Linked DNA regions of Homo sapiens: regions 1 and 2 are each linked to region 3. A link is a loop called in an ENCODE intact Hi-C map of the cell type or tissue named here. Cell type or tissue: ascending aorta. All regions are shown on one strand. Links, peaks and the distances in the headings refer to the core of each region. The heading gives the core; the rest is flanking DNA. Region 1 overlaps IGHMBP2 (immunoglobulin mu DNA binding protein 2). Region 2 has its middle 35 kb from the start of MRGPRD. Region 3 overlaps MRGPRF (MAS related GPR family member F).

What was found. A loop is a pair of places that touch in the nucleus more often than their neighbours do. Peaks named below come from ENCODE experiments on the same cell type or tissue, not always from the same donor. Only the 100,000 strongest peaks of a DNase experiment are listed, where the experiment ranks them.
Region 1: it touches region 3 in a loop (7-fold over the local background); 5 of 110 quality-filtered maps call a loop at or near these places.
Region 2: it touches region 3 in a loop (4-fold over the local background); 13 of 110 quality-filtered maps call a loop at or near these places.

What each region holds. Positions count from the first base shown.
Region 1 is chr11:68,917,549-68,928,149 of GRCh38, reverse strand. IGHMBP2 (immunoglobulin mu DNA binding protein 2) reads right to left here. Exons shown (of 15, transcript NM_002180.3): 7 at 10,267-10,414. Among named protein-coding and RNA genes, the nearest start is that of IGHMBP2, 19 kb to the right of the region's middle. RefSeq lists enhancers at 386-435, 856-975. In ascending aorta, for the core only: no CTCF peak of the experiment used is centred there; DNase peaks (open chromatin) are centred at 3,585 and 4,279; H3K27ac peaks cover 2,589 bases.
Region 2 is chr11:68,940,905-68,951,505 of GRCh38, reverse strand. No RefSeq gene overlaps it. Among named protein-coding and RNA genes, the nearest start is that of MRGPRD, 35 kb to the left of the region's middle. RefSeq lists an enhancer at 4,007-4,870. In ascending aorta, for the core only: no CTCF peak of the experiment used is centred there; DNase peaks (open chromatin) are centred at 8,435, 9,122 and 9,455; H3K4me3 peaks cover 1,077 bases; H3K27ac peaks cover 4,570 bases.
Region 3 is chr11:68,996,139-69,006,739 of GRCh38, reverse strand. MRGPRF (MAS related GPR family member F) reads left to right here. Exons shown (of 3, transcript NM_145015.5): 3 at 479-2,342. The coding sequence ends at 1,462. Among named protein-coding and RNA genes, the nearest start is that of MRGPRF-AS1, 11 kb to the left of the region's middle. RefSeq lists enhancers at 2,368-2,869, 3,830-4,330. In ascending aorta, for the core only: a CTCF peak has its summit at 5,753; DNase peaks (open chromatin) are centred at 4,549, 5,159, 5,249, 5,819 and 2 weaker places; H3K27ac peaks cover 5,000 bases.

The sequences.
Region 1 (10,601 bases), core at 1,501-6,500, 77 kb after region 3:
TGTCCTTGAAGCCAGAGAAGGATGTCAGCAAAGAGACTCTCACAAGCTCTGAGAATTCTCTCCTCCACGAAAGCAACAAGACATCGGCAAATGGTCAGAATCAACTTTCTCAGAACTCTGGAAACTCGCCAAAGGCTGCAGCAATCAGGGAAGTGTTCATTCCAGAAAAGCATCTGAATCCCCGTCAGCACGGGAGCTCGGTGGCACTGAAACCTGCCCTATTCCCAGCCATCCCTATGGCAGCCTTGAAACCCTCAGCCTGAAGTCAGGGTGAAAACCAGCACCTGCCAGCCCCGGGGGGTGCAGAACAGGGTTGGCATTCCTGAAAAGCCCCACTCCAGAAACTGTGCTTATCTCATCTGTCTGGGAATCCTCTGGTAGACCACACTCAAAAGACTTTATCTGAGCTCATGTAATACAAACAGCCTTTTCCCTGGTGGTGTCTGTCAAAAACAATCAGAGGTAATTGTTGAACATCACAGTTTTCTAAGACAGAGAATAATGGTCGGAGCAAATGATAGGATAACCAAAGTTTTAAGCTGGGGAATGAGATATCCTCAGGGGGCTTTGAAAAGCTCCAACATATTCCTGGGAATCTAGAAGGCCACACACATGTACAGGGCTCAGGAAAGACCTCGGGAGGCCCTCAGCTCTCATCTGTGGCTCAGCTCAACGCACTGCACAAACGGGAAGTGAAAGCTGAGAGTCACAAACAGCCTGGCTCTGTGTTGGAGGTGTGCCCAAGCACACACACAGAGCCACTCAGCAAAGACTGGGGCATTTATGGCTCCAGGAGTTCAGGGGGATTTCTGTCTAATCACTAGCTGGCCACTAAGTTGTATTAGACTTTAGTGGCCACGCAAGACAAAAAATACAGATTTTACAGAATTAGTCCAGAAAAGTCACTAAACAAACAACAAGTGGCAACAACAACAAACCCCGGGGTGGGAAGAGAACCTGACTTCCAGAGTTGCTACATTCTATTATTTAAAATCATCCATTTTCAACAAAAAACTACAAGGCACGTAGAGAGTCAGGAAAATATGGCCAATATTCAGGGGAAAAAAGGCAATCAACAGATACTTGAGGCCAGGAGCAGTGGCTTACGCCTGTAATCCCAACACTTTGGGAGGCCAAGGTTGGTAGATCACCTGAGTCAGGAGTTCGACACCTGCCTGGCCAACATGGTGACCCCATCTCTACTAAAAATACAAAAATCAGCCAGGCGTGGTGGTGGACGCCTGTAATCCCAGCTACTCAGGAGGCTAAGGCAGGAGAATCGCTTGAACCTAGGAGACGGAGGTTGCAGCAGGCCGAGATCACGCTACGGCACTCCAGCCTGAGCAACAGAGTGAGACTCCATCTCCAAAAAATTAAATAAATAAATAAATAAACTGGATACTAGAGAAAGCCCAGATGCTGATCTTACTAGACAAAGACTTGAAATATCAGCGATTCTAAGTATGTTCAAACAGCAAAAGGGAAACAAGTCTAAAGAAATAAAATATGAGAATAATGTCTCACCAAATAAGAGAATATCAATAAAGAGACAGGAATAATTTTTTAAAAAGTACCACACAGAGGCTGGCATGGTGGTTCATGCCTGTAATCCCAGCACTTTGGGAGGCTGAGGCAGGCAGATCATGAGGTCAAGAGATAGAGACCATCCTGGCTAACATGGTAAAACCCAGTCTCTACTAAAAATACAAAAATTAGCTGGGCGTGGTGGCAGACGCCTGTAGACCCAGCTACTCGGGAGGCTGAGGCAGGAGAATTGCTTGAACCTGGGAGGCAGAGGTCGCGGTGGGCCGAGATCACACCACTGCACTCCAGTCTGGCGATAGAGCGAGACTCCATCTAAAAAAAAAAAAAAAAAAAAAAAAGCACCACACAGAAATTCTGGAGTTGAAAAGTACAATAACTGAAATTCACTAGAAGGATTCAACAGGAGAGAATGATCAGCAAACTTGAAGAGAGGTCCATTGAGAAGATCCAGCCTGAAGATCAGAAAGAAAAAAATGGAGGAAAATGAACAGAGCTTCAGAGATCTGTGGGGCATTATCAAGTGAATCAACTGATTCATAATGGGAGTTGTAGATGGAGACGAGAGTAGAATAAGGGCAGAAAGAATACCTGAAAAAATAATGGCTGAAAACTCCCCAAATTTGATGAAAAACACGAATCTAAACATCCAAGAAGGTCCACAAACTCCATGTAATTTACTCACAGAGATCCACACCTAACACATGATAATCACACACTCAAAAGACAAAAGACGACACTTGAAAGCAGCAATAGAGTAGCAACTTGTCACATATAAGGAGCCCTCAATGAGATCAATAGCTGCTTTCCCATCAGAAAGTATGCAGGCAATGGAATGACACGTCCAAAGGGCTGAAAGACTGTCAACCAAGAATTCTATACCCAGCAAGACTATCCTTCAAAAAATGAAGGAGAAACTAAGACATGCCCAGATAAAGATGAGCTTAGAGAATCTGTCACAGCAAACCTGCCCTTCAAGAAATACCAAAGGGAGTCCTTTGGAGAGAGTAACTCAAATCTACATGAAGAAATAAAGGCAACTACATGGGTAGATATAAAAGACCCCATAAATGTATTTTCTGCTTGTGACCCTTTTTTTCTCCTGTCTGATTTAAAACACAACTGGATAAAGCAATAACTACAAAGCCAATTAGAATCTAGCCAGGTGTGGTGGCTCACTCCTGTAATCCTAGCACTTTGGGAGGCCAAGGTGGGCACATCATTTGAGGTCAGAAGTTCGAGACCAGCCTGGCCAACATGGTGAAATCCAGTCTCTACAAAATATACAAAAAAAATTAGCTGGGCCTGGTGGCATGCGCCTGCAATCCCAGCTACTCAGGAGGCTGAGGCACAAGAATCACTTGAACCCGGGAGGAGGAGGCTGCAGTGAATCAAGATTGTGCCACTGCACTACAGCCTGGGCAACAGAGTGAGATGCTGTCTCAAAAAAAAAAAAAAAAAAAAAGAACCTGGACTCTGTTCCTTAGAGCAGCCCACCAGCTGAGAGGTTGTGGCAAACAGACTCTAAGGCAGGGATGTGCAATCTTTTGGCTTCCCAGGGCCATATTAAAAGAAGAAGAATTGTCTTGGGCCACACATAAAATATGCTAACATTGACAATAGCTGATGAGCTTAAAAAAAAAACACAGAGACAAAAATCTCATAATGTTTTAAGAAAGTTTATAAATTTGTGTTGGGCCACATTCAAAGTATCCTGGGCTACATGTGGCCTGCAGGCCTTTAGTTAGACAAACTTGCTTTAAGGTATGCCCCAGGATCCTGGCCACTGGTATTCACATCTTGCATAATCCCTTCCCCTCAAATGTGGGTGGGGCCTGAGACTTGCTTCTAATCCACAGAACAGGGGAAAGGTGATGAGATGTGACACCCTTGATAACATTACATAAGACGATAACCCATTGTGCTAGGAGACTATGTCTCTTGCTGGCTTTTAGGAAGCAAGCAGCCATGTTGGCAAGGCCTAAGGGCAAACAGCTAAGAGCGGCCTCCAGCCAACACCCAGCAAGAACCCACAGGGAACTGAATGCTGCCAACAACCACGTGAGCCTGAAGAAAGATCCTTTCCAGGCAAGTTTCAGATGAGACTGCAGCCCCCACTGACACCTCGATCGCAGCCTTGTGAGATCCTGAGCACAGCACCTTGTTCAGCCGGGCCTGGGCTCTCCGCCCAGATAAACTGTAGAATAATAAACGTGGGTTGTTTTCAGCTGCTACCTTTGTGGTACTATTATCACACAGGAACAAACCAGAGGTCTCACAAACACATTCCTAAACCCCAAAAGAGTGGTTGACAAGATTCCCACAACAGTCACAAGGTACACAGCTCTGTAACGGGAGTGCTCTCTCCTGGCTACAAGAGAGAATGTGCGTCCTCCACCTCTGCCCAAGATGGAATAGCAGGGACTGCATTTACTCTCCCATCTCAAATAACAACCCCCCCAGCCAGTTATTTAAAATTTTTTTAAAATAACTGAAACCACACTCTTCAGGACACTAGACAACAGGTAACAAAGAAAAGTAACCCCTGAATAACGAGAGACAAAGGAGGTGAGCCCTGGGGTTACCCCAGCTTTCTGCCTTGAGAGTTTCCAGGAGAGAGTACAGAGAAGGGGCAGCCAGGTAGAACCTAGAAGGCTCCCTGAGTTGAGGAGACAAGGCTGAGAATCTGTGGCGACCAATGCAGGCAGAGTTTCCAGGACAAAATGCCAAAGAGACTGCTACACAGAGAGAAAAAACCCCAGAGATCTGCTGCGAGATTCCCTTGGGTATTGTGATTAGCACATGCTTAGGAGAAAACTACTCCAGGCCTGGGAAAAATACCATCCAAAACAATGAGAGAAAAGTGCCCAGTGCTCACACAAGGCCGGGAACAGCACCTAATCCCACCAGTCAAACTCAAAAATCTCATGATACAGGGTGCATTGGGTAGAAAGCTCAAAGGGTCTTACCTCAGTACAGGGGAATATTAACCCTGGACTAAGCACTGATCCAGACCCTAACACATCTCAAAAGCAAGACTCAAAAGGATTAAACTGTTTACAAGTAACTTTACTGCTTCCCAAAACCAAGCACAAGAATATTATAGGAGACTGGGCGTGGTGGCTCACACCAATCCCAGCACTCTGGGAGGCCGAGGCAGGCAGATCACTTGAGGTCAGGAGTTTGAGACCAGCCTGGCCAACATGGTGAAACCTCGCCTCTACTAAAAATACAAAAATTAGCCGGGCATGGTAGCGCATGCCTGTAGTCCCAGCTACTCGGGAGACTGAGTCAAAAGAATCACTTGAATCCAGGAGGCAGAGGTTGCAGTGAGCCAAGATCGCACCACTGCACTCCAGCATGGGTGACAGAGCAAGACGCTGTCTCAAAAAAACAAAACAAAAAAACAAAAAAAAAGATTATAGGAATACAAAAATATTCAATATTCAGCATGCAACAACGTAAAATCCTCAATGTCCGGTATCCAAACAAACATTAGCAGGCCTACAAAAAGGTAGGAAAACACAACCACTCAAGGGGAACAGTTCATCGAAAGAGACCAAAAATGACACAGGTGATAGAGAAATAATAGTCTAGAATATTCAAAACAGTTATTATAGTTGTATTCCAAATGTTAAAAAAATTAAATAAGAACATCAAAGATATAAAAAGACTCTTATTTCTGGATGTCAGATGAAAGTTACACTGGATGGGACAGATGTGAGATTAGGCATGAAAGAAGGAAATTAGTGAACTCAGCAATAAGCAAGTATAAAGGTTCAGCTGTGCAAGATAAATTCTATAGATCTGCTGCACAACACGACGTCTATAGTTAACAATATTATATAGTACACTTAAACATTTAAGAGGGTAGATCTCATGTTGTGTTCTCACCACAATGTTAAAAAACATGAGGCCGGGTGCGGTGGCTCACACCTGTAATCCCACCACTCTGGGAGGCCAAGGCAGGCGGATCACGAGGTCAGGAGTTCGAGAGCAGCCTGGCCAATGTGGTGAAACCCCGTCTCTACTAAAAATACAAAAATTAGCCAGGCGTGGTGGTGTGCATCTGTACTCCCAGCTATTCCAGAGGCTGAGACAGAAGAATCGCTTGAACCCAGGAGGCAGAGGTTGCAGTGAGCCAAGATTGCGCCACGGCACTCCAGTCTGGGTGACAGAGTGAGACTCTGTCTCAAAAAAAAACATGAAGCAAATAGCACCAGGGCAAATCATAGTCAAATTGCTTAAAACCAGTGATAAAGAAAGCATCATTTTCTTTCTTTTTTTTTTTGAGACGGAGTCTGGCTCTGTCGTCCAGGTTGGAGTACAGTGGTGCAATCTCAGCTCACTGCAATCTCCGCCTCCGGGTTCAAGCGAGTCTCCTGCCTCAGCCTCCTGAGCATCTGGGATTACAGGTGCCCACCACCACACCCTGCTAATTTTTTTGTATTTTTAGTACATGTGGGCCAGGCTGGTCTCGGACTCCTGACCTCAGGTGATCCACTCGCCTTAAGCCTCCCAAAGTGCTGAGATTACAGGCATGAGCCACCACACCTGGCTGAAAAAATCTTAAATGCAGACAGAAGAAAAAAGACACGTTACATACAAAGGAACAAGGATAAGGATGACCAATTTCTCTTCAGAAATACTCAGGCAGATGACAGTGGACAACATCTTTAAAATATTGCAAGGAAAAGTGTTAATCTAGAATTCTCACGCAGCAAAAATATCTTTCAAAACTGCAGGTGAAACAAGATATTTTCAGACATACAAAAGCTACTGGACTGCATCACCGGCTGACCCACACTACAAGAAATGATCATGGATGCCTTTCAGGTGGAAGGAAAATGATGCCACGTGGAAATACACGACCTAAACCAAAAGAAAACAAAGCGCCAAAAGTGGTAACTACACGGGCAAATACGAAGACATTTTTCTTATTATTTAGATCTCTTTAAAGATAATTCACCATTAAAACAAGAACAAGCATTGTAAGTCTTAGAATATGCGTATAAGAAAAATATATGACAAAAGCATAAATGCTAAGAGGAGAGAAATGTCAGCTTGCAATCATAAAGCCCTTATGCTATATGTGAGGTGGCATATGAACAGACTATGATGAGTTGAAGACACATACTGTAAGGCCTAAAGTAACCACTGAAAGAATCAAATACAGATATATAGCTAACAAGCCAACAAAAACAAAAATAGGCCAGGAGTGATGGTTCATGCCTATAATCCCAGCACCAAGGTGGCCAAGGTGGGAGGATCCCCTGAGTCCAGGAGTTCGAGACCAGCCTGGGCAAAACAGCAAGACCTTGTCTCTATAAATTATCTTTTAAAAATAAATAAATAAATAAAAATAAATTCCTAAGAAATCTTCAATCATGGGGCATAGTGAGAACTTATGTAAAAAAAAAAAGAAATGTTCAATTAATTAATTAAAAGAAAGCAGAAGAGGAGGAAAATATAACAAAGAACAAACGGCAGAAACTGTCAAACTGGATAATAAAGCAAGGCCCAGCTATATGCTATCTACAAAAAAATTCACTTTAGGCCAAAGTGGGAGGATCACTTGAGGCCAGGAGTTTGAGACCAGCCTGGGCAACATTGCAAGACCCCATCTCTAAAAGGAAAAAAGAAAAGAACATTTTTAAAATTAGCCAGGTGTAATGGCTCATGCCTACAGTACTAGCTACTCGGGAAGCTGAGGTGGGAGGATTACTTGAGCCAAAGAATGCAAGGCTACAGCAAGTTATGATCACGCCTCTGCACTCCAGTCTGAGCAACAGAGCAAGACTCTCTCTTTAAAAAGAAATAAACAGGCCAGGCACAGTGGCTTACACTTGTAATCCTAGCACTGTGGGAGGCAGAGGTGGAAGGACTACTTGAGTCCAGGAACTCCAGACCAGCCTGGGCAACACAGTGAGATCTTGTCTCTATTAAAAATCAAAAAAATGAGCAGGGTGTGATAGCACGTGTCTGTTGTCCCAGCTACTCAGGAGGCTGAGGTGGGAGAATCACTTCAGCCCAGGAGGTTGAGGCTGCAGGGAGCCATGATTGCACCACTGCAACTCCAGTTAGGGGTAACACAGTGAGACCGTGTCTCAAATATTTTTTAAAAGATCACTTTAAACATAAAGACACAAATAGGTTCTAAGAAAAAGGATAAAGATAGATCACACTAACACTAGTTGAAAGAAAGGTGGGGGCTGGGTGCAATGGCTCACGCCTGTTAATCCCAGCAACTCAGGAGGTCAATGTGGGAGGATTGCTGGAGGTCCCACATTCATGGTTAAGGCTGGAGTACAGCTTTGACCGCACCACTGTACTCCAGCCTAGGTGACAGATTGGGACCCTGTCTCTTAAAAATAAAAAGAAAGCTGGACAACATGGATGAACCATGAGGGCATTACACTAAATAAAACAAGCCAGTCACAAGACGACAAATCCTGCATGGTTCCACTTACTTGAGGTATGTAAAATAATAAAATTCTTAGAAACAGACAGGAGAATGGTGACTGCCAGGATCTGGGACAGGGAAAAAGGGAATTGCTGTTCAACAGATCCAGAGCTTCAGGTCTGCAAGATGAAAATGTTCTAGAGATCTGCTGTACAACAACATGCATACAATTAATGCTACTGTACTACAGACTTAAAAAGGGTTACGATGGTAAATTTTACAGGTTTTTGACCATAATGAAAAGAAAAGCAAGCTGAAATGCTGAAATGATTATTTTAATGTCAGACAAAGTAGATTTCAAAAAAAGAATATTATCAGGGATAAAGAAGGTCATTTCATAATGATAAATTTGTTAATTAATCAAGAAAACATAGCCCCACATTTATGACCCCAGTAAAAGAGTTTCCAAAGATATGAAGCAAAAACCAATAGAACTGCAGGAAAAACAGACATGTCCAGTTATATTCAGAGATTTCAACGTCCCTCTCTCAATACAGCAGACTTGAACCACATCATCAACCATCATGATCTGACTACTTACAGAACACTCAATAAAATCAGAACACACGTTCTATCAAGTGTGCATGGAACACTCACAAAGACAGAGACCAGATTCTGGACCATAAAGTAAGTCTCGATGAACTATCCAAGTCATGAGAGTATGTCCTCTGACCACATGGAACTAAATTAGAAACCAATAACAGAAAGTAAGCCAGGTGCAGTGGCACATGCAGGGAGCCCCAGCTCCTCAGGAGGCTGAGCTGGGAGAATCACCTGAGCCCAGGAGTTTGAGTCCAGCCTGGGCAACATAGTGAGATCCCATATGGGGATGGGGATAGGGAAGGCGACGGGGATGGGGATGGGGACAGGGATGAGGAGAGGAGAGAAGAAGAGAGGAGAGGAGAGGAGAGGAGCAACACAGTGAGATCCCACACAGGACGGGGACGGGGACGGGGAGGGGAGGGGAGAGGAGAGGAGAGATCAACAACAGAAAGATATCTGGACATTTCCCAACTATCTAGAAACTATATAACACTTCTAAAAAACCAAAAGGCAAATGAGATAGCATTTTGAAATGAATGAAATATAACAGATCAGAATTTGTGGGATGCCACAAAAGCAGTACTTAGGGAGACATTTATGGAGCTAAATGCTCGTATCAGAAAAAAAGAAAGGTCTCAAATCAATGATCTCAGCTTCTACATTAAGAAGCAAGAAAAAGAACAAGCCCAAGAAAACAGAAAACGATAAAGATCAATGTGGAAATACATGAAACAGAAAAACAATAGAGAAAAAGCAAAAGCTGGTTCTTTGGGAAGATCAATTGAAACCTGCAGCCAGGCCGGGCGCGGTGGGTCCACCTGTAATCCTAGCACTTTAGGAGGCTGAGGCAGGGGGATCCCTTGAGCCCAGGAGTTTGAGACCAGCCTGGGCAACATAGTGAGACCCTGTCTCTTTTTTTGTTTTGCTTTGTTTTTTTGGTTTTGGGGTTTTTATTTTTTTGAGGCGGAGTCTTGCTCTGTCACCCAGGCTGGAGTGCAGTGGCGCGATCTTGGTTCACTGCAACCTCCACCTCCAGGATTCAAGCAATTCTCCTACCTCAGCCTCCCAAGTAGCTGGAATTACAGGTGCATACCACAACTCCTGGCTAATTTTTGTATTTTTAGTAGAGATGGGGTTTCACCATGTTGGCTAGGCAGGTCTCAAACTCCTGACCTCAGGTGATCCACCCGCATTGGCATCCCAAAATGCTGGGATTACAGGTGTGAGCCACTGCGCCTGGCAGAGACCCTGTCTCTTAAAATATATATGTATGTATATATAAAATCTAAATTTAAAAAAAAAAACCCTCCAGCCAGAAGAGCAGGAAAAAAAAGAGCACACAAACCAGTATCAGGAATAATACAGGTTATATCATGACAGATCCTGCAGACAGTAAAAGAAGAATAAGGGCATATTAGGAACCACTTCATGCCTCTAAATTCAACCGTTTAGATAAAATGGACAAACTTCTTGAAAGCTACAAGCTCATGGAAGAAAAACAACCTGAACAGCCCTTTATCTATTGAAGAAGTTGAATTTGTAGTTCAAAACCTCTCCATGAAGAAAACTGCAGGTACGGAGGCCTTCCCTAGTGAACCCTACCCAACTTTTAAGAAAGAAATACCAATTCTAAACAAACTCTTCCAGAAAACAGAAGAGGGAACACACCCCAACTCCTTCTTCGAGGCCACACAGGCAGGATGGAGACGCCCCCTCACCTGTGTTTGTTGCAAGGACCACGTTTGCCGAAGTGAGGCTCTCGAGCATAGCTGCTTCTTCCCTCTCCTTCAGTTCTTTTCTTAACAGCTTAATTTCATTTCGAAAATTACTTTTCTCTCTCTTATCCTGGGTCTTTTTGTTTTTCACCTATAAAGAAAAACAAAGGAGATACACTTACTTCAGTCCAACTTTGTACTTCTTCAACTCTATTTATGAAGTGCTTCTATCATTCAGTCCAGTTCAATAAACTCCGTAAAAAACACTCAGAAATCTTCCTTGAAAGAGACACAGATACACACACGCAACTAAGCACCTTACATCCTCACTTGCCTTG
Region 2 (10,601 bases), core at 5,565-10,564, 58 kb after region 3:
AAGGTTGAAGCTGCAGTGAGCCATGATTGCACCACTGTACTCCAGCCTGGGCAACAGAGCGAGACCCTGCCTCAAAAAAGAAAGAAAATGTAAATCAGATCTTTCCCAGAGGCCCCCAGCCTCTGGGGGCCTCTCTCCTCTGTCCTCCTCTCCGCTGTTCATTAAACAGAACCAGGTTCCCAGGTCCCCCTGGAATCAGGCTCCCAGGTCCACCTAGAATAGGCACAGGTCAAGGGGATAGGCTTGCCGTGACTGGCTGAAACCCCCAAAGGCCATTCCCTGGAGCCACACACCACACCTGGAACCACAGCTGGGTTCTCCTGGCCGGGCTGATGTCAGATGTCTCCCCCAGCAACCAAGGTGCAGAATGTACCAAGGTGTCATGACCTCTGTCAGAGAATCACACAGTTCTCCCAGCAGACAAGCGGGTACTGACACCTGTCATGAGACAGAGCGGGCCTGTGAGAGGAGGAGCTCGGCCCCTGTCCGGCTGACCCAAGTGACAGGAGGAACTCCGACCCTATCCGGCTGACTTTGAAAGGGCCAGGCTGAGAGCTGCATCCACCGCTGCTACAATGAGGACAAAGAGCTCCTACCCCAGGGGGGCTGCAGCCTTCCCTGCTTCTGCTCATGGCGAGGGGCCCCAGGTCTCAGTAGAACTGTCTGGTAGATGCCAATCAGCCTGACATCACTAGAAAACCCGGAATTCTGCATATACATGCATTTCCAGGAGTGTGGGACTTCTGGGTAGCATATGTGCATTAAACAAGAAAGAAATACAATTCTTATTATTAAGAACATTTGGACAGTGCTTTGTGAGCCATTAAAGTCACTCGTCCCCCAAGCCGGAAGCGTGGGGATCTTCCCAGCCCCTCACCCCTGCAGGAGGCCAGTCTGCAAGTTCTGATGACTGAGCCCATGCATAGTCAGCAGATGCGCCCCTGTGTACCCCACCTGACTCTGACTTCTCCAGACTATAGCTGCTGGCAGGTTTTCCACCTCAGACACCTCCTCAAGGCAGCCACCAGAGGGACTTTTCTAAGACACAAACTGGGCCAATTTCCCTCTCCTCACTGCCCAACTCTGGCTCACCCCAGCCCACAGCCACCGAGACCACACAGGCCTGGGATGGAGAAAGAATGTGGAGGACCCCAGACCCACTGGAAATCTGGCCTTTCCTTGGCACTTGCTGAAAAATGGGAGCAGCTGCGACCCCATCAGCTGCCTAACTGGAAAACCAGCAGGAATTGTCCTGTTCTGATTATAGAACCAACATTCATCATTGGAGAAACTTTTTTTTTTTTTAGCTATAAACGAGAGACCAAGAATCACACCAAATCCCAAAGATCAGAGGTGTTTACAATGGCCATATGCCTTTGTATCTTTTCTTTTTCTTTTTTTAATTTTAGAGCCAAGGTCTCACTATGTTTACCCAGGCTGGCCTGGGACTCCTGGGCTCAAGCGATCCTCCTGCCTTGGCTTCCTGAGTAGCTCGGACTACAGGTGTGCGCCACCACACCCAGCTCCATCTTTTCTATGCATATATGTGTGTTTGGCGTACGTTGAGCATGCTGATTTTGTAGTTTTATATCCAACTTTTGTCATTAAGCACTAACATTAAATGATTATGTAATATAATGTGATTATAAAATGATTCTACTGGTTGTTTACAAAGTATCTGCAAAGGGCCAGGTGTGGTGACTCACGCCTGTAACCCCAACACTTTGGGAGGCTGAGGTGAGAGAATCACTTAGCCCAGCAGACCAGTCTGGGCAACAAAGACCCTATCTCTACTAAAAATTTTTTTAAAAAATTATCTGGGCATGGTGGCATGTGTCTGTAGTCCCAGCTACTCAGGAAGCTGAGGTGGGAGGATCTCTGGAGCCCAGGAGGTCGAGGCTACAATGAACCGTGATTGTGCCACTGCACTCCAGCCTGGCCAACAGAGCAAGACCCTGTCTCAAAAAACAAAGTCTCTGCAAAAGATAACTTAAATATTATAGAGCAACAGTCTCCAGCCTTTTTGGCACCAGAGACCGGTTTCGTGGAAGATAATTTCTCCATGGGCCAGGCCGTGGGGCGGCAGGGGGAATGATTTCAGGATGACCCAAGCGCATGACATTTATTGCACACTTTATTTCTATTATTGACATTGTAATATATAATAAAATAATTCTACAATTCACCATAATGTAGAATCAGTGGGAGCCCTGAGCTTCTTTCCCTGCAACTAGACAGTCCCATCTTAGGGTGATGGGAGACAGTGACAGATCATCAGGCATCAGAGTCTCATAAAGGAGCACGCAGCCTGGATCCCTCGCATGCGCAGTTCACAATAGGGTTCGCGCTCCTATGAGAATCTAACGCCGCCGCTGATCTGACGGGAGGCGGAGCTCGGGCGGTGACGCGAGCAGTGAGGAGTGGCTGTAAATACAGATGAAGCTTCACGGGTGCACCCACCACTCACCTCCTGCTGTGAGGCCCAGTTCCTAACAGGTCATGGACCCGTACCCCTGGGACCCCCTGATCTAGAGAAACATCCATGTAAAGTTAGCGGATTGAACACACACATCTACATAAGGCCACTAAATAAATTGATGCCACAGAATCACCTAAAGGCTCAGGAACTGGGGGCCTTGGGAGCCCAAGAAGTGGGGTGGGAAGGAGCTAAAATAAGGCGGGTGGATGGAAGTCTTTAAAAGAAGCAATCAGTCATGGAGACAGAAAATGAACAGAGATTCCAGGGGCTGGGGGGTTGGTATTTGATGGGGATGGAGTTTCCATGTGGGAAGATGAGAAAGTTCTGGAGACAGATGGTGGTGATGGTTGCACAATGCTGGGAATGTAAGGGATGCCGCTGAGTTGTACACTTGCTTACACAATGGTTAAAATGTTAAATTTCATGTTATAGATATTTTACAATTTTTATGAAAGCAGCAGCAATCAGATCTTCTAATCCCATCTGCTACTCAGAGAAGCCTCCTCCTCTACTCTGAGAAAAGACCAAATACCCGACTAGGCTCTGCAGTGGGTAAAACAGAATGAGTCTGCCTGAGGGTCCCAAGGCATAGCTGGGCGGGGGAACCCCGTACTGAGTGGAGGGTGAGTAAGCAGGTGTATGAACAGAGACTGTGATTGCAACCTGGCACATCCAGGGGGAAAGACTTCTGGTCCCTGGCTCAACGGCCGGGCAGCTGATGCCTCAGTGAAGCCCACAGTCAGCGAGCCCTCCGCACGGTCTTGGAGAGTCAGTCCCTGGCTGATAGGAGGGGACAACTACCAGAATCTGCAGAAAGCCACGATGCGAAAGGCAGACGGAAGCCATTTGTAATCGAAACACTGCAGGAAAAAGAAAGCAGCAAACAATACAAAACCACACCCACAGACAGAAAAGAGAAGACGCAGCCCCACAGGGAGAGCACTGCAAAAAGGGACATGAGGGAAGGGCTCTTCGATGCTGAAAGGAAAATGGTGTGAATTTTTAAAACCTAAACAAAAATAAAATGGTTGGAAAATAAGGCTGAGGAACATCTCATTGTTTAAAAAAGGAAGAGATGGAGAGATAGAAAACAGGAAAAAAGATGTAAGAAGGCCAGAGGCAGTGGCGCACGCCTGTAATCCCAGCCCTTTGGAAGGCTGAGGCAGGTGGATCACTTGAACCCTGGAGGCTGAAGCTTCAGTGAGCTATAATCGCACCAGTGCACTCCAGCCTGGGTCACACACTGAGACCCTGACTCAAAAGCAGCGACGGCCTGGTGCGGTGGCTCACGCCTGTAATCCTAGCAGTTTGGGAGGCCGAGGCGGGTGGATCACTTGAGGTCAGGAGTTCGAAATTAGCCTGGCCACATGGCAAAAACCTGTCTCTACTAAAAGTATAAAAACATTAGCTGGGTGTGGTGGCGGGCACCTGTCATTCCAGGTGTAATTCCAGCTACTCGGGAGGCTGAGGCAGGAGAATCGCTTGAACCCAGGAGGCGGAGGTTGCAGTGAGCTGAGATTGCGACACTGCACTCCAGCCTGGGCAACAAGAGCAAAACTCCATCTCAAAAAACAGCAACAACAACAAACCCAGAAACTGATTCTCTCTCTTCAAGATAAAATCTCGAGGGGCGGCCCTGTCCTGCCACTTCCAGCTTCTGGGGGCTCCACGTTCCTTGGCCTGTGGCTGCACCACGCCAGCCTCTGCCTGTGTTTGCAGGCAGCCTCCTTCTCTTCTCACATGTCTCTTAGACGGACACCTGTCATTGGATTTAGGGACCATCCAGGTAACCCGGGATGATCTCCTCTCAAGAACCTTTACTTAATTACATCTGCGAAGACTCTTTTCCCAGATAAGGTCACATTCGCAGGTTTGGGGATTAGCATATGGATTTACCTGTGGGGAGGGAAGCGCTCAGTCCACTCCCCGGGGCAGACCAGGCACTGGATTCTGGAGGCGCTGCACTCACCTGCCTACTAAACATCCCAGGAGAAATGTGAGTGGTATTTGGAGTGTGGGGAGGGATCAAAGCTGGAGATAATCAGCACATGACTGGCACCTAGGGCTGCGAGGCTGGGGACTGACGCTCAAGTCCGGTGCCCAGAAGGCAGCCTGAGCCGGGGGCATGCGACTCACTGGGCGACTCTCAGGGTGGGTGCTGGGGAGCTAAGCAAACATGGGGTCTCAGCAGGGGACAAGGTCGGCCTGACCCTACCGCAGCCCCAGGGCCAAATTTCACCTCAGGGTCGGTGCCACCTTGAGACAAGCACCGGCCTCTCGAATCTCCATGTTCACTGTGCTCTGTCCAAATTCTTGAGCCACAGAACCCATGAATGTGATAAATGGCTGTTTTGGGTAGATGTGTTATGCAGCCATAGTAACTGGAACAGCTTTTTTTTTTTTTCCTCTGATGAATCAGAAAGCCTGCCTTACCATCTAGTTTCATAGTGAGAGCCTGGCTCAGATCCCACTTCGTAACTGGCCGTTTTTGTTCCTTTGGCCCACAGGAAAAAAGGCTCCAGGCCGCCCCTGCTCCTGACCAGACGAGGACCCTAGCAGGTCCACAGCGTCCCCTCCTCGGCCAGCTGTTTCTTTTTCTTTCTTTTTTTTTTTTTGAGACAGAGTCTCGCTCTGTCGCCCAGGTTGGAGTGCAGTGGCGCGATCTGGGCTCACTGCAACCTCCGCCTCCCAGGTTCAAGCAATTCTCCTGCCTCAGCCTCCCGAGTAGCTGGGATTACAGGCATGTGCCACCATGCCCGGCTAATTTTGTATTTTTAGTAGAGACGGGGTTTCACCATGTTGGGCCAGGCTGGTCTCAAATTCCTGACCTCAGGTGATCCGCCCGTCTCGGCCTCCCAAAGTGCTGGGATTACAGATGTGAACCATCGCACCCAGCCAGCCCTGTTTCTCTCTGTGGTCTGGAACACGGGGGTGTTTATCTTGAGTGTGGCTATATGTTTTCAAAACTCTTTCCATTTTCGCTGAGTCAGAGACGGGTTGTGGGGGCCGTGCCTCTAAGTGTAAACTTGCAATGTCTCCATGACCAGAAGGCTGCCCTCATGATGGGGACGGGAGGAGCCTGTGGTATTAGCGTAAGGATGGACAGATGAATGGCACAGAATTGAGAACCCAGAAATGAACCCCTCCATTTATGCTCAAACAATATTTAACACGATGCCAAGGAAATTCCGTGAAGAAACAGGAGTCTTTCAACAATTGCTGAGACAACTGGAGATCCGCATGCAACAACCAACCAACCAAACCAACCAACCTTTGGCCCTTGCCTTATACCAATACCATACATGAAAATGAACTCAAGATGGATCACAGACCTGAACAGAAGAACTAAATCTGTACAATGTCTAAAAGAAAACATAGGAAAAACCTCTGTGATCTCAATTTAGGTAAAGAGATGTTAGACATGACACAGAAAGCACAGCCATAAAAGAAAAAAAATCGATAAACTGGACTTTAAAAAATTAAAACTTTTGCACTTCCAAAGACAATATTAAGGAAATGTTGAAAGAATCCAAAGACTGGGAGATAATATTTGCATATCATACATCTGATAAAAGACTTCTATCCAGGCTATATAAAGTTTTGTTTTGTTTTGTTTTGTTTTTTTGAGACAGGGTCTCCCTCTGTCGCCCAGGCTGGAGTGCAGTGGCATGATCTGGGCTCACTACAACCTCTGCCTCCCAGGTTCAAGCGATTCTCCTGCCTCAGCCTCCTGAGTAGCTGGGATTACAGGTGCACACCACCATGCCCCCGCTAATTTTTGTATATTTAGTAGAGATGGCCTTTCACCATGTTGGCCAGGATGGTCTTGATCTCTTGACCTCGTGATCCGCCTGCCTTGGCCTCCCAAAGTGCTGGGATTACAGGCATGAGCCACCATGCCCGGCCTAAAGATATCTTATATCTCAATAATAGGACACTTCAATTTATCTTAAAAATGAGCAAAAGATTTGAACAGAAATTTCACCAAAGGGCCAGGCACGGTAACTCACACCTATAATCCCAGAGCTGCCCAGAGGGATCCCAGAGTGGGCTGAAGGGCACCACGCTGCTTTGGGAGGTTTTAGGCCCACATTATAGCCCTGGCACTTAAAAGGAATTGTGGTCACTGCTGGGAGCTTAGCAAAAGCTATATTCCCAGTATTTTGGGAGGCTGAGGCAGGAGGATGGCTTAAGCCCAGGAGTTCAAGACCAACCCAGGCAAAAAAGCAAGACCCTGTCTCTATGAAAATAATAATAATAAAAGAGGCCAGGTGTGGTGGCTCACGCCCGTAATCCCAGCACTTTGGGAGGCCAAGGTGGGCAAATCACTTGAGCCCAGGAGTTTGAGATCAGCCTGGGCAACATGGCGAAACCCCATCTTTACAAAAAAAAAAAATAGCCAGGTGTGGTGGCACGCGTCTGTAGTCCCAGTTACTCGGGGATGCTGAGGTTGGAGGATCCCTTGAGCCTGGAGATCCCTTGAGCCCAGGAGGTCGAGATTGTAGTGAGCCCTGTTTGTGCCACTGCACTCCAGCCTGAGCTACAAACTAAGACCTGTCTCAAAAAAAAAAAAAGAAAAAAAAAAGAAAAATTTACCAAAGGAGATATCTACATGTCCCGTAAGCGCAGGAAAAGGGTGCTCAGCTTCCTTAGTCTTTAAGAAAATGCAAATTAAAACTACAATGAGATCATAGTATATACCCACCAACATGGTGGTAATAGTAATAATAATCAGACAATACCAAATGTTGGCAAGAACAGAAAAACTAGAACCCGCATACATAGCTGGCAGGAATGTAAAATGGTGTAACCTCTCTGGAAAAGCCTGGTAGTTTCTTAAATGAATAAACTAACTTATGACCCAGCAATTCCACTTCTAAGAATCTACCCAAGAAAAATGAGAATGCATGTTTTCACAGAAGGACTTGAACGATGAATATTCATAGCAGCCTCATGGGTCAAAACAGCCAAAAAGTGGAAGCAATCTGAATATCCGATAGATGAGTGGATACACTAAATGGGTGTATCCATACAATGGGACATTGTTTGACAATAAAAAGAACTGAAACACTGATACACACCACCACATGGGCAAACCTCAAAAACATCAGGTGAAGTAAAAGAACGCAGATGCACGGGGCTGGATACGGATGTTCCTCGACTTATGATGGGAATATGTTCCCCACAAATCCATGGGGAATTGAAAACATTGCAGATTGAAAATGCTTTCAATACACCTGACCTCCTGGGCATCGTAGCTTAGCCTAGCCTACCCTACACATGCTCAGAACGCTTACTGAGCACACTTATCTAACACAGAACCTATTTGATAATATAAAGTGTTGAATTTCTCATGTCATTTACTGAATACTGTACTGAACATGAACACAGAATGGTGGTTTCTACTGAATGCATACAAGCCTTTGCACCATTGTAAAGTCAAAAAATCGTTACGTCAAAACCACGGGGAGTTGGGGACAGTCTATATTTATATGAAGTTTCCAGAAAAGGCAAATTTATAGGGACAGAAAGCTGACTGGTGACTGCCTGGGGCTGAGGGCAGGAGCAGAGATTAACTGCAGACCAGCACCCAGCAGTAGGGACGGGTAGGGGTATGTGGCCCAGCCCCATGTTTACTAACATCATCGAATCTGAATCGTATATTTACAACGAGTGCATTCTATGGCATGACAATTACACCTCAATAAAGCTGCACAACAGAACAGCTCATTGGCAGCTGAGGGCTGGGGGAGATTGTGAGCTGCAGCTTCAGTGGAGAAGGCCAGAAGCCAAAACCAGAGCCAAGTGAGGTAGCAAAGTAATTCATATCCCTGGGTAATGAAGAACTGGCCCCAATCTGCCCACCCACACGAGAGCCTGCTTCCCCATTCTGCTTTTCCTGCAAGCAAAGAAGTTTCCAGACCAAATAAGGCTGCAGCTTTTGCTATGCTCCCAGTGGTGACCACAATTCCTTTTAAGTGCCAGGGCTATAACGTGGGCCTAAAACCTCCCAAAGCAGCGTGGTGCCCTTCAGCCCACTCTGGGATCCCTCTGGGCAGCTCCAAACAAACCAAGGTAAACAGAGCAGGCCTGCCCTAGGCCCGCCCTTGGCCCACCCTTGGCCTGCTCGGCACAGGGCGGGGGCGAGCTGTGTTGGGTGCAAGGAAGCCAGGCAGACCCACACTGGGGGACCTGCGACTTCCACCAGCAGCTGACCGGTGGGCCCTTGGGACCTGGGCACTCTTGCCTCTGTCTCTGGTAGGAAAGGCCATTTGCTGAAACCCTTCTATAGCGGCATGTGCCGTCTCGTTCCTCTCCACTGCTGCTTTGCAAGATGACGAGGAGGAGGGCAATACATTTATTAGAAGCCAGGCGCCGTACCCAAGGCCTTGTGTGTTTGATCATTTCATCTTCACAGCTACCCTGAGACAGGTCTTGTTACTTCCCCATGTTACAGAGGAGGAAACTGAGGCCCCAAGGCACGCAGCACATCCCAAGTAAACTCAGGAGCAAAGCCCAGAGCTGGCAGGGGCTCCTGCCTGTGCCCACTGCCCTGCCCGGCACCCCCGGAAAGGAGCACATGGCAGGGCTACCTCAGGGGAGCCGCACGGGTGGAGGTGGGCAGTTCTCCTTAGAAGGGAGTCCTCTACTCTCTTCCACCCGGTTCCGGCCCGGGTGGGCTACAGCCTGCAGCTACTGTCAGCAAGACCACACTCCAGCTGGCCAGGGAGACGTTTGGCTTGGGAAATTTTTTTCCTTTTCTTGGGTTACCCTATCCAGGCCAAACTGTAGGGTACTTTTCAAACAACCAGCTACAAATATTTTCCTAACAAGGCCTCTCTGGGATGAGAAATGGAAACTTTTTATGTTGCAACCTTGGGTTCTGGCATTTTAACAATGCATCACCAAGGGCCGCGGTGGTCAGTGCTGAAGGGGAGAAGGCTCCATGCAGGAGGCTGGGGGGCACAGCCAGGGAGACGACAAACCCGGAGCCAGGTCCCGCAAGGACATGATGCTGCACTTCATGTCTTCCACTTAGCACAGCTGGCGCGGCAGCAACTGTTCCCGTCCTGCTTCATAGATGACAAACAGGCTCAGAGAGGAGAGGTGACTTGCTGAGGCCACACCTCAGTGGACGGTGGTGCTGGCTGGCGTTCAGACTCAGGTCCCTCCGATTCCAGAAGCTTCCACCCCCCACCCGCCCGGCCCGCCGCTGATGCTGGCTGCCTTCCTCTACTTCAAGCTCCTCCTGGTGGGACGGCCCACAGAAGAACACCTGGATAAAGGTACAGGGCTTGGATTCCAATCGTGCCTTCTCTAATGAGTGGGGCGACACTAATTCCATACTGCCTCCATGCTGGGAGGGGTATGCCCAATAAGATAAACAGATGTGGGCATGACTGGGTCAGCAAAGATTCTTTGGCAGCAAGTGACAAAAACCCAAGGCAGACTTCTTCAGCTAAAAAAGGGGATTTACTAGCTCAGGACACCAGGAAGAATGGGGTGGAGGTCAGGCATGGCTACATCCAGGTGCTCAAACAGTGTCATCAGGTCACTCTCCCACCCCCATTTTTGGGTCTGTTTCTCTTTGGCCTCCTTCTCTCCTGCAGACAGGCTACCTAGGAGGCAGGGAGTGTGGCTGTCGGCTGTCTCCCACCCAAGAGCCAACATCTTTCAGCATCCGTGTCAACCCCAGGGCAGGACTCTTATCAGCTGTTTGGATTCTGGGAAGTTGGGGAGCTTAAGCAGGCACCCCCGCCCCCGCCCCTGCAGGAAGAACACCTGTCCCTGTGTGCTGTGTCAACCGGGAGATGCTTCCAATGGTGCCCTCATCCCCCAAGAGCATCATTACACAAATGCCTCCCACAGCCACGGGTCCTCAAAGAGCATGAGAACTGCAGCCTTCTGTGCATGGTGCTCAGCACTTATGGAAGCAACCAGATTAACTCTGCCGCACTTGACACAAAATGCAGTAGAGTCCTGGTCCCCTTCCCAAACAATTCAGTCCAAAAGCCACTTGACGGGAACAGACAAGGACAGGACAGGGGGAGGAGGAGGGGCTCTAGTGGCCCAGGGTGGGGCGTCAGTCCGGGTAGGAAGGGAGAGTCGCCCAGGACCAGCA
Region 3 (10,601 bases), core at 2,734-7,733:
AGGCAGGAGAATCGCTTGAACCTGGGAGGCAGAGGTTGCAGTGAGCCGAGATCGTGCCACTGCACGCTCCAGCCTGGTGACAGAGTGAGACTCTGTCTCAAAAAAAAAAAAAAAAAAAAAGGGAAAGGCTCTGCAGTTTTTTGTGCGACTTGGACGTTTTTTGGACAGTCTACTCTGACCGGTGGGCAGCCTGGCACCCTTCCTGGGCACTGTCTGGTGCTACCTCTACTCCTATAGGCACCATTGTGTGCTGCTAGCTCTAGACGCTGGGACGGAGAGTTAACATCAGGTGAGGTCAGGGGCGTTTGAGGATAGAGTTGCAGCCAGTTAGCTGCTCCACAGCCACTGCCTTACAGACCCCCTCCCTGCCCCAAGTCCCTAATTGGGACCCCCCCCCTCCCCCACGCTGGGCCCCAGATGCAGGTCTGTGGGTGGGGGCCAGCCGGCATCACAGGTGTCCCTCTCTGCACCTGCGCAGATGTGCCCTGGCCTGAGCGAGGCCCCGGAACTCTACAGCCGGGGCTTCCTGACCATCGAGCAGATCGCGATGCTGCCGCCTCCGGCCGTCATGAACTACATCTTCCTGCTCCTCTGCCTGTGTGGCCTGGTGGGCAACGGGCTGGTCCTCTGGTTTTTCGGCTTCTCCATCAAGAGGAACCCCTTCTCCATCTACTTCCTGCACCTGGCCAGCGCCGATGTGGGCTACCTCTTCAGCAAGGCGGTGTTCTCCATCCTGAACACGGGGGGCTTCCTGGGCACGTTTGCCGACTACATCCGCAGCGTGTGCCGGGTCCTGGGGCTCTGCATGTTCCTTACCGGCGTGAGCCTCCTGCCGGCCGTCAGCGCCGAGCGCTGCGCCTCGGTCATCTTCCCCGCCTGGTACTGGCGCCGGCGGCCCAAGCGCCTGTCGGCCGTGGTGTGCGCCCTGCTGTGGGTCCTGTCCCTCCTGGTCACCTGCCTGCACAACTACTTCTGCGTGTTCCTGGGCCGCGGGGCCCCCGGCGCGGCCTGCAGGCACATGGACATCTTCCTGGGCATCCTCCTGTTCCTGCTCTGCTGCCCGCTCATGGTGCTGCCCTGCCTGGCCCTCATCCTGCACGTGGAGTGCCGGGCCCGACGGCGCCAGCGCTCTGCCAAGCTCAACCACGTCATCCTGGCCATGGTCTCCGTCTTCCTGGTGTCCTCCATCTACTTAGGGATCGACTGGTTCCTCTTCTGGGTCTTCCAGATCCCGGCCCCCTTCCCCGAGTACGTCACTGACCTGTGCATCTGCATCAACAGCAGCGCCAAGCCCATCGTCTACTTCCTGGCCGGGAGGGACAAGTCGCAGCGGCTGTGGGAGCCGCTCAGGGTGGTCTTCCAGCGGGCCCTGCGGGACGGCGCTGAGCTGGGGGAGGCCGGGGGCAGCACGCCCAACACAGTCACCATGGAGATGCAGTGTCCCCCGGGGAACGCCTCCTGAGACTCCAGCGCCTGGAGGAGGCAGGGGCAGGAAGCGGCCTCCAAGACCCTTCGCCTTGGGACAGGAATGGGCACCTGCTTCTGAGTCCATACAGGAGAAGAAAGATCTGTTTCCTCTCCTCGGGCCTCCTTCTCCCTGGGCTGGGGACTCCAGGGGTGGCTGGGAGACTGGGCAGCCACCAGCAAACAGACCCTGTGGCCCCTGCCCGGCTCCCCCACCCATTCTGCTCCCCTAGAGACCTCTTGTACAGAAGTTGCCCCCAGGTGGTGGGGCCCCTCCTTGCCCTAGGCTGGTTGGTAAAAGAGAGGAGGTCAACACCCAGCCTAGCCACCTCTGCCTCTTGGGTCAGCCCTCCTTGACTGTGTCCCAGCCAGCACCAGGCCAGCAGCCTCATCCCTGCCATTCAGGGCTGTTCCAGAGATTCGATCCTCTTAAGGCATTATCAGTGAGCAAATGTGAAGGAAATGGTGTCTGGAAGAAAGTTCTGGTTCACATGCCTTGTAGCTAAGTCTTTCTGCAAACAACCTCCCTTCCCCCCGTCGAGTCATTTGGTGACTTTGATGGGGGGATTTCTGGTTATGTCAAGGCTCTGGAGACAGGAAGGGCCTTTGGCCGCCTTGGGTAGTTGACCTGCCTTTTCTGACTCCGGGACGAGCCAGTCCTAGGCTGCCTCCGGGAGCACTTGAGGTATCCCGCAGGCCATGAGGACCCACTGGGCAGCTCCTGGACAGCCTCTTGGCTCCAGCCCCCACCCGAAAGTGGACACTGGCTCCGCCCTGGCCACCTGGGGACTGGCACTGTGGTGCACAGTGGCCCAATGTGGCCAACGGAAGTTTTATAAAAGACAAAATGTATATCAATAAACATTTTATAACTTGCAGCCAGGAAGGCTTCATGCCCACAGTCCTACCCTGGGTCTCTGTTTCCGACAGTGAGGACGCCCAAGGGCACAGAGTCCCGGGACGGGTGGCACCCCCCGCCAGCTCTCCCGCACACTTTGCTCTTTGCCTCTGCTCTCAGGCCTCCTCCTGGGGCTGGGTCTGCACACACCCGTGTTCCCGCTCCTGTGGCTTGTCCACTCCCTGCCAGAGGGAGCCGTGGTCAGCCAGGCTGTCCTGTGCCGGCGTATCCCAGTGCCCCTTCTCAGCTCGGAGGCCCCCACGGCCTCTGGGAGCCACAGCTCTCACCTCCTCCATGCCAGGCTCTGGGCCGGCCACCATGGTCCTGCCTGTGTCCACCGGAGGCTCCGTGGAGTGGATTGCTGCCTCTCCTCCTGTTGCCCCCGTTCAGGATGCCCCTCTCTGTCTTGAGATCCCTGAGCCAGCCTCCCAGTGCCCAGACATCTCTCTACAACCCAGCGATAGGCTGGGAGCCCTCCCAAGATGACAGCCCAGCCAGCGCCACGCTAGAAGGGTTCCTGCCTGGCCCTTTTGCCTCTGGTCAGCCCCCAGAAGGGCCCCATCCTGGGTTCCTGGTGTGCAACCTAGGACCCTGGCTCCTTTGAGACAAGCCTTAAGGCAAGCCTGCTCACCCCATGGTCCCATGGAGAGAGATCATGGCAGAGGTGTTGGTGCCCCCAGTCAGGAAACGTGGCTGACAGAGTTGGGCCCCTCGTCTGCAGAGCAGAGCCAGGAGCAGGCAGGCGGGCAGCACTCCGAGCTCCAGGTGGGAATGAGTAGAGGCGTGGGCAGTACCACCAGGTTCACGCACCCAGCCACCTGGAACGTGGCCTTCTAACTGCAGGCCCTGGAGCCTGCTCAGCCTGCCCCTGGTGAAGTGGTCCAGCCCTCAGTGGGCTGACCCCCCAGTTCTGTGTCCCTGATGATCCACTGCCCGGCCAACCTGACCTCCACTGCCCTCCTGCCCCTGCTCCTCAGCCCACTGCTCCTCCATGCTCCCCTTTCTAACAATCCTGGTCAGGTCCTCTCAGCAAGACCACCGCTCTAGGAAAAGAGGGGATCTCATGTGGCCCAGATGTCGTAGTTCCAGGACCTCTAGGTGATGAAGGTTGCATGTCCCCACCCGCTCCCTCCCAGTGCCCAGAACGAGCTCTGCCATCCTCCAAGTCCCACCCTCCCCAGCGCTGGTCAGAGGATCCCAGAAGAGCAGAGCTGGAGACCACCATGTCCAACAGGTCATTTCCAGCGACTCAGAGAAGCCAGGTGGGGCCTTGAGCAGACACACCAGGAGGCAGGGCTAGGACCTCGTCCAGTGGCGAAAGCTCCCACCAGCACGGGCATCCTAGCTACACAAGTGGGCAGAAGCACGTCCCTCTCCTGAAGGCAGCTGGGTGGGGGGTCCATCTGGGGTCCTGGCTCCTCCTCAGGGCCCAGAGCATCCCAGTTCCTGGGAATTCATCTCTTCCTTAGGAGTCCCCACCCCAGGACTCCAGCCCTGAGTCCTCGTGGGGAGCTGCTGACCTAGAAGGAAGGGGCCTCCCTGCCTGGATGCTGCTGCAACAGCTCAGAGCCAGGGCCGGTGAGGGGGTGGACAGCCTCACGCAGTAGCAGGGCCTGGAGGTCAGGAATAGGCTGGGTCCGACTCTAGGAGGAGGCATCTGCCCTGATGGATCCTAAGGCGGGAGGGGCAGAGGTGAACCCCAGGAACTAGGCCTCCCCCAACCCGTGGCCCTTCTCAGGTGCAGGTGTTTGCAGTCTTGCTAGGGAACAAGCTTTCTTCCCCTCCATCCCCCCGCAAAGCCCCAGGATTCCCACACCTCCCTGGACCACCTCGCTCTCTGTGCTAATGGAGGGAGACTGCACAGATGATGAGATGAGCGGGAACTGCCCGCTCTCCTCCACTTTCCTCCTCCTTCCTTTGGTATTTAATTATTAAAGTGGGCTTGGGAGGAGCTGAGGGCTGCGGGGGAGATTTCCATCCCACAGCTCTGGGAAAAGGATCCACAGCAGGTCACAGAATGGAGAGTGGGGCATGGGACCAGAGCATCTGGGCTGCCCTGGTTGTTACAAAGCCGACTTAGTAACAACCATGTGGTATGTGGGAAGGGTGGGGTGAAGGGGCAGGGGTGGGGCATCAGGCAGGGCAGAACTCTCCACTTTTCCGTGCTGTCTGCCACCCACTATTTCTATAAAAATAAGCTGCTCTTTTAGATTATGCAAGGGATAAGCAAGGCCAAATTTGGAAAGTCAAGAGCAAGCCTCAGGGAGGCAGAGGGCTGCCACCTATAAGCCATGGGACCTCAGTCTTGCTGTGCCTCACTTTCCTTGGATAAGTCAGCTACAGCACCGACCTCCAGGAGTTGGTGCAGTGGCCTGGGGTGGCAGCCGGTGTGCCTGATTGCCCTGGTCGGGCGTTCAGGGCAGGGAGCAGAATGGCCACTGCAGAAGGGATGTGCCTGTGAGTGGTTTGTCCCCAGCACCAATCTGCTGTTTGCGGACATACTATGGGCAGTGGGTGCTGGCCAAGAGCTGCACGTAGGTTTTCTGTTGACTGTCCATGCAGGGCTACATGGCCCATACTGTCAGCCCCAGCTGTGGAAGTGGGGGCTCATGAATGGAGTTTCTCATCCAAGGTCAGTCGCGCTGGTGGACGGCCCTGGCTGGAGGCCTACATCACCATCCAGGGACTCCCCACAGTGGCCCTCCTGTTGCCCTGGAGGCTCAGGTCTCTGACCTTCCATCTCCCATCTGCAAAGCACTGGACACTGGGGTTCCGGGCAGATGCACGGAGTGGCCTGGACATGCCCATCACAGCCCTAGGATAACCCAGACGGGCCATCGAGACCTATCCACACTCTGTGGAGACCAATGGAGGAAACAGCTCAGTTTCAGGCTGTGGGCGTCTGAATCAAAGCGGGGACTGGGAACAAGGTGCTCAGCGGACACTCAGCAAACGGCCTGAACGCCGACGCCTCTCCCGTCTCTGTCTCCTGTCTTCACAAAAGGAAAACGGAATGCCTTTCTGGCATCCACCCAGCTTTCCCGGATCCCCTGCCAGTTGTCATTTTCAGATAACTTGAATTTTATATTTTATGCCAGGATTTTTAAGCCCCCAGGATCTTTTCACATCTGCACAGCTTGGCTTGGAATCCTCAGCTAGGACCATCCTTCCTCCCCAAGAACCAGGGCCTCATCTAGAAGGTAGGGCAGGGAAATGAGGGTCCACATGTGGTCCGGCCCCTCGGCATACAGGGAGATGACCAGGCCTGGGAAATGTGCCCTTCGACGGGCTGGTGACAAGGCCAAAAAGCTGGGCAAACACATTGCAGAGATCCTCCCAAACTAAAACCACTGAGAGTACAAGTGCAAAACATTCCCTTTTAAGCCAGTAGGGGCTTGACAGCTGGAGAACTTGAAAACAACAGGGCACAGTTCACAAAATCAAAACTCATGGAAAACTCTGCGCGGGTGAGTCAGAGTGCCAGCGCCAAGTTTCCTGGCATGCAAGAGGAGGCTCCCCCGCTCAGGCAGATTTTTTTAAACATCTTTTTAATAAATTGAATTGAGACCTAATTTACATAAAATAAAACTGACCCATTTAATATCCAGTTTAATTATCTTGGACAAATGTTTATGTGCCCATGTCATCAGAATGTTTCTATCCCTGCGGAAGAATCGCTTCCATCATCCCCCCAAAGTTCCCTGGCACCACTGGGCAGTAGGTCCAGCCTTGGGCACAGCCCTGCCCCGACCTGGGTGGACCATCCATCTCTGCTTTTATGCCACTGTAGATTAGTGTCCCAGGCAGACTTTTACACCATATCAGACAGGGTGCTTGGTGGCAAGTAACAGAAACCCCGGGTTAATCTAGCTTTGGCATCTGGGGTACATGGGAGGTATGTGTGTATTTAAGGGAGTTTACTAACTCACATACCCAGAAAGTTCCAGAAGTGATTCTGGCTTCAGACACAGCTGGATCCAGGGCCGCAGATGATGTTCGCTAGGCCACTTCTCTTTTCCCTGTTTTCATCCCTGTTTTGGTCTGTGTTCTATTTATTCTCAATGGAAAAACTAAATGGCAGGTAAGCGGCAGTTCTCGGTTTATCTTCTACAAATTCTGCAATCCCAGCAGAAAGAGCACGCCCTTCCTGGAGATTCTAGCTTAAGTCCTGATATCAAGTGCACTGGCCAGGCCAGGGGCACACACCCTCCCAGGAGCTGGAGGCAGGGATGGGGGACAGGGGGTGACAGTCACCCCACCTTAGCCCAGTGGACTGAAAACAGGGAAGAGGTGCGCCCAAGGTAAAACTGGCAAGCATGGCCGGGTGCAGTGGCTCATGTCTGTAATCCCAGTATTCTGGGAGGCCAAGGTGGGTGGATCACTTAAGGTCAGGAGTTCGAGACCAGACTGGCCAATATGGCAAAACCCCGTCTCTGCTAAAAATACAAAAATTAGCCAGGCGTGGTGGCAGGTGCCTGTAATCCCCGCTACTCGGGAGGCTGAGGCAGGAGAATCACTTGAACCTGAGAGACAGAGGTTGCAGTGAGCTGAGATCACACCACTGCACACCAGCCTGGGCGACAGAGTGAGACTCTGTCTCGATAAATAAATAAACAAACAAACAAACAAACTGGCAGGCAAACAGCAGGTGTTGGCCACGTTCCTCCCCTCAGTCCACCCTCTACGTGCCCACTTCTTTCCTAAGTATGATTTTTAAATGCTCCCAGCCAAAATCTGTAGCTGTATAATTTACAACATAAAATGCCTGCCTTCCCCACAGAAGAGAGATGACCAAAGTCAACCGCAGGGCCTGCCTCCCCAGCTCCGAGCCCACACCCTGGGTGTTACTCACGCCACCCTCCGTCAGAGCCACAAACACCTCCTCTTTGAAAGGTACTTGTAGTACTTTCTGGGGATGCTATCACCCATTCACCAATACCACAGACTGGTGGGAGCACTTAAACAATAGAAATTTTCTTTCTCTCAGTCCTAGAGTCCAGAAATCCAAAATCAAGGTGTGGCAGGGCTGGTTCCTCCTGAGGCCTCTCTCCTTGGCTTGCAGACGGCCACCTTCTCCCTGTGTCCTCACAGGGTGGTCCCTCTGTGCCTGTCTGTGTCCTCACCTCCTCTTATCAGGACTCCAATCACACTGGATTCAGGGACCATCCTAGTGACCTCATCTTAACTTCATTAACCCTTTAAAGACCCTTTCTCCAAATATGGTTACATTCTAAGGTACAGGGGGTTTGAGGGTTCAACATACAAATTTTGGGGAGACCCCGTTCAGGCCACAACAGTGCCCTTTGGCCAAATGATGGTCACTCTCCAGACACACAACACGCAATGGAAAGGAAAAAGGAAATAACAATAATTTTTTTTTAGAATTCCCACTTGGAAAGGAAAAGGAAAGAACAAAAACACGTGGTGGTTGTTGGTCTGTGGCATATTCTGTGCTAGGCAGGAAACCAGCAGCGCAACGGGGGTCTTGGTCAGCCCACCGATGTGGCGGCCAGAATCCAAGACAGCCCCCAGCAATGCCGTCTCACCCTCGTGTCATCCCCTCCCTGTGCACATGGGCTGTACCAAGTGGCTTGCTTCTAACCGATGGAACACAGCAAAGCTGATTAGGCTGCACAGCACTGTGACTTGCATCTTGCTAGCAGACTCTCTCCCTTGCTGGCTTCAATGAAGCCAGCTGCCGTGTTGTGAGCTGACATATTAGAGAGGCCCCTGTGGCAAGCCATTGAAGGCAGCTTTTGGCCAACAGCCAGCAATAAACAGAGGCTCCCAGCCTGGCAGCCGGCAAAGAAACGAGCCCGGTCAACAACCACATGAACTTGAAAGCAGATTCTTCCCGGAGGGAGGCTTCAGATAAGACATCTGCAGGGACCACTCCTGATGTCACATGTTCTTTAAAGGCCTGGGGAAGCAGAGCTGAGCTGCCTCCTGACACGTGTGGCCCAACACAGAAAGTGGGGCTTTACCAACCTCACGGTGTCATCCCACCAGGACCCAGCCAATTGCATATGTAAAGGCAGGTATTTGCAACAAGCCTCTTTGCCTCTTTCAGGTATTAGTTTCTCCACTGGTCAGGAATCTTTGTTGCAAATGACAAAAACCCCATTGAAACACACACACACACACACACACACACACACACAGAATGCACTGGCTCCTATTACTAAAAAGTCCAGGCAAAGATGGGCTTCAAGAACAGCTGGATCCAGGTGCCTGGATCTGGGGACTCTGTCAATCAACTAGCAATTAGTCAAGAAATGTGAGCATCTCTACATGCCAGGCAATGTTCTAGGCACAGAAGGCACAAAAAATGTGAGAACTGCCACCTTCTGGAAGCTTATGTCTTTCTGAGCAGCCTGTCTCTGTCTCTTGGGTCTTGGCCCATTCTCAGGCAGGATCTCCCCTCCTGGAGAAGAGACAGGCACCATAGGTCCAGCACAGCAAACCCAGAATAAAGAGGCCAGGGAAGTCCTCACTGTCACTGCAGAGTCAGCACCGCCCACACCCCTAAGACTGTCCCCCAAGTCAGTTGCCTAGGGTTACTTCTGTGATCAGCCTTAACGTCTGGGGTCCCCGCTTTTTCTTTCCTCATGCACATTTGTTCAAAGCAGATGCCCAGCATCTCCCATGCCTATACCTCCTTCCGCTGCAGGGCGGGACAGTGAGAATGAACACCATGCTAGCTCGGGGACCGTCCTAGAGACTCAGCCATCCGCTGCACCACCCATACGGCCCACCCGGCACCTGCTCCAGGCCAGCACCCTCACAGGGCAGGTGACACGGATAAGATGCCGGCCTCCATCCTGCCCTTGAGGGGACTGACACATCAGAACTCTTCCCTCGCCAGGCAGGAAGGGGGCCTCGGCCGGTGTGGGGGAAAGGGCTGCTCTACCATCTGCCTGTGTGGCATGTGTGTGAGCTCCCCTTCTTTCTAGGAATTGAGGGAGGCCCTGAGGGACTACAGGCATTTTGGTGAGGACTTTGAGGCTCAGAGACGTCACCTGAATGGTGTGGTTCCCCAACTCACAAGCAGTGGAACTCAGACTGGAAATAAGATCCTGGGCTCCGGGCCCAGCTCTTCTTCCTCCCCATCCCTCCGTAGGCAGCATCCTTAGTGAGTCCATTAGCCAGAGCATCTCCCCAGGCAGGCAGTTGGGGGTGGCTGTAATAGCCTTTCCCAGCCCACAAGAACCCCCATTTCCTCCATGGCTTCACCTGAACCCCCCACGGTGGGTCTCACTAATGCTGTGAGGTCTCCTCGGCCATCCCTGGTGGCATTCAGGAAGGGAGGTATCACCTTTCCTTGAAGGCCCCAGCCTCATCCTCCATTTCACTGCCGCCAAGCTGTCTCCTGTGGGGGCCGGGGGTTCATGCTCAGGTCCATTAGACTTCAGCTGGCTCTTCTGGGCCAGCACCGCGGTACCCACGTGCAGAGGCCCTGGCAGGCGGGGCCGGCACCCATCCTGCATTTATACCTCAGGCCCGGCTTCCCACTGCTCAGAGGGAACCTAGCGAAGATCATCAGGGGATCCTGGGGACAGGCTCCTCTGAGCCTGGGGGCAGCCCTGCCCAGCGGGAGAGAAGCAGGCAGCTCAGGCCAGAGCCAGAACAGGGCGAGCGGCTCAGGGGCCTGGGCCTAGGTGGCTGCTGAGGCCTCCAGCACTGGAGTGGGCAGGCACCAGCCACCTTCACCGAGGGACCACACACTGCATCCAAGACAGGTGAGAGGCCTGTTTTTTGCAATCTGGGTGAAGGCAGGAGAGCGTGGGGGACAGAAGCGATGCTTTGCACCCCGTGGGACGTTGGGGGAGTTCCTGTTCGGCCAGGGTAGCCAGGTAGCCCAGCAAGTGTCTCAGCTTCTCTGAGCCCAAATAAAGCAGAAATAATGAAACCCACCTCAAAAACATTCAAAGCGCGGATGAGCTCATGTCACCAACCCTGGGACCTGCCACCTCAGTGTGCAGCACAGCACGGAGAAGCGTCGGACAAGCTAAATTCAAGAAGACATAGTTTGTTTTTGAGAAAGCAAGCTTACGAGACAACCAGGCCCTATATTTTCATTTATGTAAAAAACATATATTGATAGGTAAATGCACAGAAAAAAAAATCTTCAAGGATTTATAGTGATACCTGGGGGTGAAGACAAGGGTAGACCTTCTTTCTTCTTTAGCATTGGAAGCTTTCAAAATAAGAATCTTTGCATCTTATCTGTGTCGTTTTT